Linked DNA regions of Homo sapiens: region 2 is linked to region 1. The links are chromatin contacts, found by Hi-C or POLR2A ChIA-PET in ENCODE. All regions are on one chromosome and are shown on one strand. The core of a region is the stretch at or near the end of the contact, and the rest is flanking DNA. Distances in the headings are between cores, read along the strand shown.

The links. Hi-C counts contacts between places; a loop is a spot of excess contacts on that map. ChIA-PET counts read pairs that join two places held with the same protein, here RNA polymerase II (POLR2A). Pooled maps may share reads with other maps.
Region 2: a loop to region 1 is called in a map of ascending aorta, with 3 times the contacts of the local background. The contact joins the enhancer-like site here to the promoter of SPATA6 in region 1. A Hi-C loop is called at or near these places in 1 of 168 maps with a recorded cell type or tissue (ascending aorta) and 4 of 50 pooled maps. POLR2A ChIA-PET finds 5 or more read pairs at or near these places in 1 of 52 experiments (OCI-LY7).

Annotation. Positions count from the first base shown.
Region 1 is chr1:48,470,900-48,475,570 of GRCh38, forward strand. It overlaps SPATA6 (spermatogenesis associated 6), which reads right to left and starts at 1,305. Exons shown (of 13, transcript NM_019073.4): 1 at 1,059-1,305. The coding sequence starts at 1,109. It overlaps LOC124904175 (a long non-coding RNA gene), which reads left to right. Exons shown (of 2, transcript XR_007066074.1): 1 at 1-53. RefSeq lists a silencer at 987-1,376 and an enhancer at 1,587-1,636.
Region 2 is chr1:48,678,305-48,682,975 of GRCh38, forward strand. All of the region lies in intron 6 of AGBL4 (AGBL carboxypeptidase 4), which reads right to left. Among named protein-coding and RNA genes, the nearest start is that of BEND5, 96 kb to the right of the region's middle. Within about 2 kb of position 2,226, at least 4 of the 41 ENCODE cell types and tissues checked have a DNase peak (open chromatin) inside an H3K27ac peak, as active enhancers do; they include ascending aorta, where a contact is called at or near this core.

The DNA of each region.
Region 1 (4,671 bases), core at 55-2,554:
TAAGAAGGAGCGAAGAGACCGAATGGTGAATTTTGGTTCCAAACTCCGTACAGGTCTGTGCCTGCAGGACTAAAACGGGGTGTGGAAAGGGTCTTGTGGAGATTTCCTCCAGAACAGACAAGCGGGAGTATTCCTCTAAACAGGGGAATGAGAGGGTTCTCTAAAGAATGCAGGGGAAGAAGTTCAAAACCCTTGGAAGTCTTCTGAGATCAACAAGGGGAATAGAGTTTTCTCCTAGCATGGAGAGGTCCAGCCCCTTCACTGGATGAGTGGGGTTCTCTGCCCCAGCTGGACTTCCACAGGAGGATGGAGGAAAGCATCCTCTTGAGCAAGTCTGGAGAGTGAAGGGGTGGGGTTGCAAGGTTGGAGAAGGAGGTGTTTCCCTCATAAAAATGACTGGGCCTTTCTTGCAATGGCTGGCACAAAGTCGGAAGGGTCTGGGGACGGGAGGGGCCTGAAGTGATTTCTGAGGAGTTGGGTTTTTCCTGTAAGGCCCTGGGAGGGAAGGCAAGGTACTTTGCGCAATGACACATTTCAGTTGTTGGATGTGAAGATTCTCCTTCGAAGACAGAATAAAGAAAGGCCCCTTCATTAATGCGGGTTTGAAACTGGTCTGAAATGGTGTGCCTGCAGGGATTCGGGAGGAAATGCGACGCCCACCCCCAGACTTGGGAAAGGCGGGGGCAATAATTCTCTAAGAGAACTGGAGCCCGAAAGAGGAATGAAAAGCCCCCGCGCCGCGCACATACACTCTCTCTCACTGGAAAGTTAGGAGCGAGGAAAGAACTCTGAAGTGATTTGGGAACGATCTGAAAGCGCGCAAGTTGGAAGTCGGGTTGAAGCCAGCATAGCGGAGCAGGGGTCAGGCCTCTGCGTGGCCGGAGTGGGAGAGCGCTTCTGAGAACAAGATGGGGCAGGACCGAAGGGGCGTGAGGTCGACGCTCCCTAGGGATGATTCGGAGGGTGAAGGAGGTTTGGGGGTGGTTCCGGGCTCTCGGAGGTGACTGAGGGAGTCCCTGAGCCAATGCCCGGGGGTGGGAGGCGCTACCGGTACTCACTGAGCTGATCTCCAGCGCCAGGGCGCACTGCAGCGCCTTCACCTTCGGCATCCGTGCGGGGAGGGGCGGCGGGGAGTGACCCCGGCCACGGGCCCGAGTGAGGCGGGGAGACCTGGGGCTGGGCGGGGACGGGGAGGAGACGAGGTGGCGGCGGCGGTGGCAGCAGTGGCCCCCAGGCCGGGGCCCGCGGTCCAGCCTGGGTTCCGCCGGAGAAGCAGCTGAGCGCGGGGCGCAGACTCGTTGTCATGGCAGCCAGGAGGGGCGGGGCCGGAAGAGAGGCCGCGCGGGGCACTCCAGGGCTACCCGCGCTGGGACGAGCGCTGGAGGCGGAGCTTGACGAACGCCGAGCGAGGCGGAGTCGGGCAGGGGGCGGGGCTTCCGAAGGGGCGGGGTGAGGCAAGGCAGCTCTTCTGTGACGTCAAACTGCGCCCAAAGCCGGACGAAAGGGAGCTGCTGTTTGTATAATGGGACGGTGCTCTGTTCAGGGAGTTGGAGTTCCTGTAAGGCCGTCGGAGGGAACCCCTGAGTTACAACGTGGTGATGGCACCTTGGGCTAGTGGCGACCCACTGTGGCCTCAGTTTTCCCAATTGTAAAAGAATAATAATTATTGTTAGTCCTCCTATTTAAATTTCACGGCACGGTTTACAAAGCCAGCATAAGGATACTGGGAATTAGGGAAGAGACTTGCCCAAATCAAAGTCGGAACCAGGACTGGAACCCAGGAGCTCTCAAGTTAAACCCCAGTTGCCTCCCTGAGGAGAGGGGCTTGCATCAGATGGTCCATACTCCTAGTCTCCTATTCTGTGATTCCCTTTGTTAGCGCGTTCCCTTTTCCCTTCAAATTTTCCTGTCTAATTCACCCATGTATGCGTCTTAATGCATATTGCTTAAGTGGAACTGTCAATGAGGTGCCAACAATAAGTCCAGCTGTGAAGGGCCTGACAATAGACCATCAAAGATAAAAAGAACCTAAGAGATTGCCCAATCCAATCATGTTAAAAATCATTTGTATTGCAAAATACATTATACATGCAGAAGTGTATAAAACACGTTTATCTTAATAATAATGTGAACAGTACCTGTACAACTAGCACCCGGTTAAGAAATAAAACATTACCAGCACCTGAAAAATGCCCCCAACGATTACATTGCCTTTCTCGCCCTGGAGTAACCACTACCCTGACTTTTGTACAATAATTCTCTTCCTTTTGCCATTCATGTATGCATTTCTAAACAAGATATTGTTTAATGTTTTCCGGTATTGATAGTATATAAATGGTATTAATACTGTATGTATTCTTCTGTGATTTGCTTCTCCCACTTAATATTATGCCACCGGTGATGCTGTGTAGCTGAAGTTTTTTCCATTGCTGGACAGTATTCCAATATAGATTGATTTATCCTTCCTACTATCAATGATCACTTACACTGTTTTCATTTTTAGCTATTATTAACAATGTTGTGAACATTGTAGTACAAGTCTGTGTCTATTAATGCACATGTACTAGCGTAGGAGTGGGTTAGCTGGGTATTAGGGTTTTGCACATGTGGGTCTTTAAAAAGTAAGACCACACCATTTTCCAAAGTAGTGTACCTATTTATGTTTCTGGTGCTTATGTATAAGAGTTCTTATTTTTCCACATCATCAGCAACATTTGTGTTTGGATTTTTAACTTTTGTATATTTGGATGTGTGTATTTTAGGTATTTCATTGTGGTTTTATCTTGAATCTCTGGGTACTGTTGAGGTTGAGTACCTTTGGTTTTGTTAGCCTTTCCATTATCTCTTATTGAACTGCCAAGTAGTTATCTTGCCCCCTTTTCTGTTGGTCTCTCTCTCAGTTCTTTATATACTCTGGATAATAATTATATGTCTACTCTATATGTTGCAAATATCCTTTCCACTTTGTGTTTGTATTTTAATTTTACATATAGTCTGTGATGAACAGAAGATAAATTGTTGTCATGGAGTATGAGTATTCTCAGTTTGACCATATAATTCCAAGTTGCTATCCAGAATGCCATACCAGTCTATGCTCCCAATATTCGAAGGTTACTATGGCCCCACATTCTTCCCAGGCTTGGCATTATCAAGGGTTCTTGTTTTCCCCCAACATAACAGATGTAAAGTGTTATCTCACTATTGAATTTTTCAGATTACTGATGAGTCTGAGCATGTCTGTATATGCTTATAAGATTTTCTATCTTTACTAAAAATCATCTGCTCATAATGCTTTACCCCATATTCTATCAGGATTTTTGTCTTTTTTTTAGGAATTTTGTGTATTCTGGTTAGTTAATAAATTAATTCTAAGACACTACAAAAATCTTCTCTCTTTATGGTATTTTTATGAACTTTGCCCAGGATTTTGTTTTGTTTTGGGGTTTTTTGGGTGTTTTTTGTTTTGTTTTGTTTTTGACAGGGTTTTACCCGTCACCCAGGCTCTGGAGTGCACTAGCACAATCTCGGCCCACAGCAACCTCTGCTTACCCAGTGATATGGTTTGGCTGTGTCCCCACCCAAATCTCATCTTGAATTGTACTCCCATAATTCCCATGTGTTGTGGGAGGGACCTGGTGGGAAATAATTTGAGTCTTGGGGGTGGTTTCCCCCATACTGTTCTCATGGTAGTGAATAAGTCTCACAAGATCTGATGGTTTTATCAGGGGTTTCCGCTTTTGTATCTTCTTGTTTTCTCTTTCTGCCACATGTAAGAAGTGCCTTTTGCCTCCTGGCATGATTCCGAGGCCTCCCCTCCCTGTGGAACTGCAAGTCCAATTAAACCTTTTTTCCTTTCCAGTCTTGGGTGTGTCTTTATCAGCAACATGAAAATGAGCTAATACAGTAAATTGGTATCAGTAGAGTGGGTGTTGCTGAAAAGATATCCGAAAATGTGGAAGCGACTTTGGAACTGGGTAACAGGGAGAGGTTGGAACAATTTGGAGGGCTCAGAAGACAGGAAAATGTGGGAAACTTTGGAACTTCCTAGGGACTTGTTGAATGGCTTTGGCCAAAAGCCTGATAGCCACATGGACAATAAGGTCCAGGCTGAAGTGGTCTTAGGTGGAGATGAGGAACTTATTGGCAACTGAAGCAAAAGTGACTCTTGTTATGTTTTAGCAAAGAGACTGGGGGCATTTGGCCCCTGCCCTAGACATTTGTGGAACTTTGAACTTGAGAGAGGTGATTTAGGGTATCTGGCAGAAAAAAATTCTAAGCAACAAATCATTCAAGATGTGACTTGGGTGCTGTTAAAGGCATTCAGTATTATAAGGGAAGAATAGCATAAAAGTTTGGAAAATTTGCAGCCTGATAATGCGATAGAAATGGAAAACCCATTTTCTGAGGAGAAATTCAAGTTGGCTGCAGAAATTTGCACAAGTAATGGGGAGCCAAATGTTAATCCCCCAGACCATGGAAAAAATGTCTCCAGGCCATGTCAGAGGGCTTCACGGCAGCCTCTCCCATCACAGGCCCCGAGGCCTAGGAGAAAATGGTGTCATGCGCTAGGCCCAGGGTCCCCATGCTGTGTGCAGCCTAGGGACTTGGTGCCCTGCGTCCCAGCTGCTCCAGCCATGGCTGTAAGGGGCCAACATAGAGATAGGGCTGTGG
Region 2 (4,671 bases), core at 976-3,475, 210 kb after region 1:
CTTGATTTGAGAGAAGGGCCAGGGATCATGCTTAGGACCAAACTGGCTCCACAGCACCCCTCTCTTTACTTAAGGGACTGAGGGGGAGAACAACACCTGTCAGAAAAATCCCAGTCCCTTCCACTCACACACATCTTGAGAATTTCCCCGGAACCCATGCCCTCTCTTTGCTCAAGGTCAGAGCCCTGACCACAGCCCACAGTGGACTGAGCTGACCCGGGCCAGATTGGGATCTTAGCTGTCTCCCTCCACACATGCCCTCTTTTGGCACATAGTAGGTACCCCATATGTGAATGTTGAAGTGGATGGAGAAGCCCAGCCTGCTCACTTTAAAGCCATGCCTTCAAATAGCACCCAGTGACTAGCTCTTGCGTTTTAATGGTGCAAATGTGGCAATAACAAAGGTGGTAAATGTCTATTTGTCTTCCCATCTTCTAGCAAGGCCATTCTCCAGTTCCTGAGTTCCCCATGGTGTCCTTTCAAAGCCCTTCTCTTTAATGCCAAGTGGAGGAGTTCCAGACAGCAATTTGCATTTTCAATTCTAGAAATCATTAATATTTTAAAGCTGCCAGCACCATGGTTTATTAACACACATTTCCTACCTGCTACTGTTAAAGGGAAACTTTCTGTTTGAGAAAATTTGAACATGGGGTGATTTCCCAACTTTGGTTCAAACTCTGCTCTCAACCCCTGCTCTTAGGACCACATGGTCTAGTGTGGGAGATGGATATGCAAGTTGACAGTGGAATTCTGAGTGCTCACTGAGTTGATTGAGGGAAGCACGGGGTACTGGGGAGCCCAGAGGGAACCCCCTGGCTCAGCCTGAAGGGTGGGCACAGGGTTCTTAGAGGAGGGCTTCTGATTTTAGGGTAACATTTGTACAGATTGTGGAAAGAATGTAAGAGAATCAGAAGGCCTGTGCATAGACACTGGCTTTTGCAACTACTTTGAGTTGTCTTGGCAATAGATTGAGGTTAAGATCAAGGGTCTCTGAGTCAGACAGGCCTGGGTTCAAATTCCAGCTCTGACACCACTGGCTGTGCAGCAATAATCATGGCTAATATTATTTGAGCTGTTACTGGGGTGTCAGAGAGAAGGCTGCCTGACAGGCCTAGGACGATGAAGCCTGCTCAGTACAACCAGGGCCACAGTGGGGGTGATCTCAATGGGTGACCACAGCCGTGGGAACCTGCCTTATCTATCCTCTCCACCTCTCCCTCCCAGCCCACCTCTGCACTCATCAGTGTGGGTGATTTCTTTTAATTCTCACAACCACCCTGTGGGGTCATTCTTGTCACCCTCATTTCACAGAGCAAGAGACTGATAATCAGACTCACTTGCTCCAGGTCACATGGCTAGCCAGTGGATAAGCCAGGATTTGATCTCCAAGCACTGAGTTCTTCTGCTCCTTATTCCAGAGGTGGTTGTGACATTAAGTGGCACATCTACATTAGCACGGCACTGGCACAGGTCATGCAGTCAGCAATGGTAGCTACTATGTTGCTTTTATCACCTTCTAAAGCCCAATTTGTTAGTCGCTTTTCCAATAAGCCCACCCTGATCTCTGCGGCCAGAGGCCGCCGTGTGTCCCAGCTCACGGTGCTTAGTAACTGCTGTCCTCTGTGTGCTATACCTCTCCTGTGCCATGGCCACCTCCCCTGGGGAGAGACTGCATCCTCTCCCTTTATGTTCACTCCTGGCAACCACCACACTTCTTGGCACATTGTAAGGCTGCAGTCAGTGTTTGCTAAATGGAATTGAGAGAAAACACTGTCAGCCAGATCAATTCCCAGAAGAAATGTTTTCCAAAGGTCTTTAGTCTGGGCACATCAATATAAAAATGACGCAGCTATAATTTGCTTTCAGATTCAGACTGGGAAGATGAACTTTAACCCTGTCAAAAAATGAGAACAAATTAAATTGAAGCACAAAGTCGTTTCCCTTGTTCCAGGGCTCTGGATTTCTAATTAATGTGCAGCACAATTCTGAAGGCTGCAAGGGGATCAGTAAGATCGTGTCCGTTACCTTGCAAACTGAGTAGAGCTCAAGATAGAGCTTTTTGTTTGCTTATTTGTTTTCCTTTCCTGGGATGTATTGTGCTTCTTGTGGTACAGGTTCATAGATGAGAGCAATCCCAGGCGATCAGAAAAAAAATGATTGCTAGAAGCTGACCTTGTACAAAAGAACACACAACAAAACAGCTCTCAACACAATCACTCCCCGACCCTGTCCCAGAGGATAGCAGCTTAGCCCCAGGAAGTTAGAAAAACCACAACGAATTTCAGTGGCACATGCTGAAAAGGTGACGGCCACCTTGTGGCAAGGCCGAAGAAGAATTCCCTCCGTGACTAAGTGCTGATATTTAACTCAGAGTTTTGGCAAGGCGGCTCTGGGGATTTGGCACCCAAGGCTCTGAAATATCAATATATGTTCGGAGACTGTGGTGAGTGACAAGGATCTCATTCAGGCAATAAAGGGGCAATCAAATTAAGTTACCAGCTAGGAAAGGAAACTGACCTTGAACAAAGGGCGAGAGTGCAACCTGGGGCAGAGCTGTTTCCAGGAGTTGGCCACTGCTCCTGCTTGCAGGTAATAGAGAATGGGGCAATGCTCTTCAACCCGTTAATCCCCAAACTTGCATGAGTGAGAGTCACCTGGTGTACTCATTAAAATTACAGGTACAGGTTGCTGGGCCCCACTCCAGACCCACTGAATTAGAATCTCTGACACAGGGCATGGGAATCTACACTTTTAAAACTAGTGCCCTGGATGCTTCCTGTGTTGATAAACCTGTGGAAATTACTGGCTAGAACACCAATACTTTCCTTATTGGATCCTCTGGTATACTATCTGGCCTTGGGCAAATTTTCCCTTCTCCAAACTTTCATTTCTATATCTGTAAAATAGGGATAGGGACCGCTGCCTCTCAAGGATATATTGTATTTGAGGAAGAAATAAAATGAGTAAGTCGGGGTGCAGACAGCACCTGGCACTTAGGAGATGTGCAGTGCATGTGAATCCTGCCCTTGTAGGTGTGAAGAGGCCACTGTCTTCCACATCAGGCCCCCAAAGATGCCTTAAATTTCTCTTTCTGCTTTCAAATTTTTGGCCCAGAGATACTGAGCATCAGCCTCAAATGCTCCTGCCCATCAGGGAGGATTACTGGGGTGAGGGGGTTGGGAGCTGTGCCCTTTCTGTGGAACCAGTACCACAGGACTCCAGAGCCCTCAGTGGCAGCAGGATATCATGACGGTTTCTTTGGGAAGCTCTGCCAGGAAAAGCCAGGGTCGAGTTAACCTCCCAAGTCCTTGATGGAATCAGCCCAGGCTGATGACTAATCTTCTAGGTTTCTTCTCCCCACTCCTGGCTCCTGCCAGGTCTCTTAACAATCCCAAAACAGTAGACCCGGTCCAGGGACAGGGGCTCTCAGCTCAGAGTAAGGCCTTGAGGGATGCGTTACCTCACTCTTGGCTCAAGTCTGCCAAGAGATAGGATTAACTGGGGAGTGGGGGAGGGCCTGGCAGTCAAGAGACCTGAGTGAGGAGACAACAGGCCAGAGACAGTGTGTGATAGGCTGAACTGTGTCCTCTCCAAATTCATATGTGGAAGTCCTAACCTCCATTATCTCAGAATGTGGCTGTATGAGGAGACAGGGCTTTTAAAGAGGTAGCAAGGTAAAATGAGGTCATAATTAAGTTAAAATGAGGTCATGAGGCTGGGTCCTAATCCAGTATGACTGGTGTCCTTGTAAGAAAAGGAGATTAGGACACAGACTTGTGTGAGCACAGAGGAGTGGCCATGTGAGGACAGGGGAAAGATGGCCATTACAAGCCAAGGGCTGAGGCCCAGAAGAAACAGCCCTGCCAATACCTTCATCTCAGATTTCTGGTCTTCAGAACTGTGAGAAAAGAAATTCCTGTTGTTGAAGCCATGCAGTGTGTGTATTTGTTATGCAGACCAAAGTCATACAGAGGGCCAGGGACTTAGGCTTTCATGCTGGACTCTTTTCCCTGGCTCTCTGGCTTGGATTTTGGGAAAAGACTCCCTCAGTTTTCTCATCGGTAAAAGAGGAAAACAATATTGCTTACAGGTTAACAGCACATCTCTTTTTTTTTTTTTTTTGAGACAGGGTCTCACTCTGTCACCCAGGCTAGAGTGCAGAGGCATGATCATGGCTCACTGCAGCCTCAACCTCCTGAGCTCAAGCAGTCCTCCTGCTTCAACCTCCTGAGTAGCTGGGAATACACCTGGCTAATTTTTAAAATTCCTTGTAGGGAGGGGCCTTGCTATGTTTCCCAGGCTGGTCTCAAACTCCTGGGCTCAAGCAATCTGCCTGTCTTGGCCTCCCAAAATGCTGGGACTACAGGTATGAGCCACAGCGCTCAGCCAACATAGGGAAATCTCAGAGGAGATAATACTATAGGTATGGCCTGGTATACAATAAATGCATGATACATGTAATCTCCCTTCCCTGTTTAATCGTGTCAAGTTTGGCCAGCCCTGTAAGCACTCTGAAAACCTCAGTTTTATCACATAGGATATGAGGATCACAACCCTTGTCTGCCTCATTTAATGGAGCTGGTGGGAAACCCAGTGAGATAACATAAGGGACAAGGTTTGAGAAAATATAAAGTACTTTATGGATGAGAGAAACCATGGCATCCAGGAAAA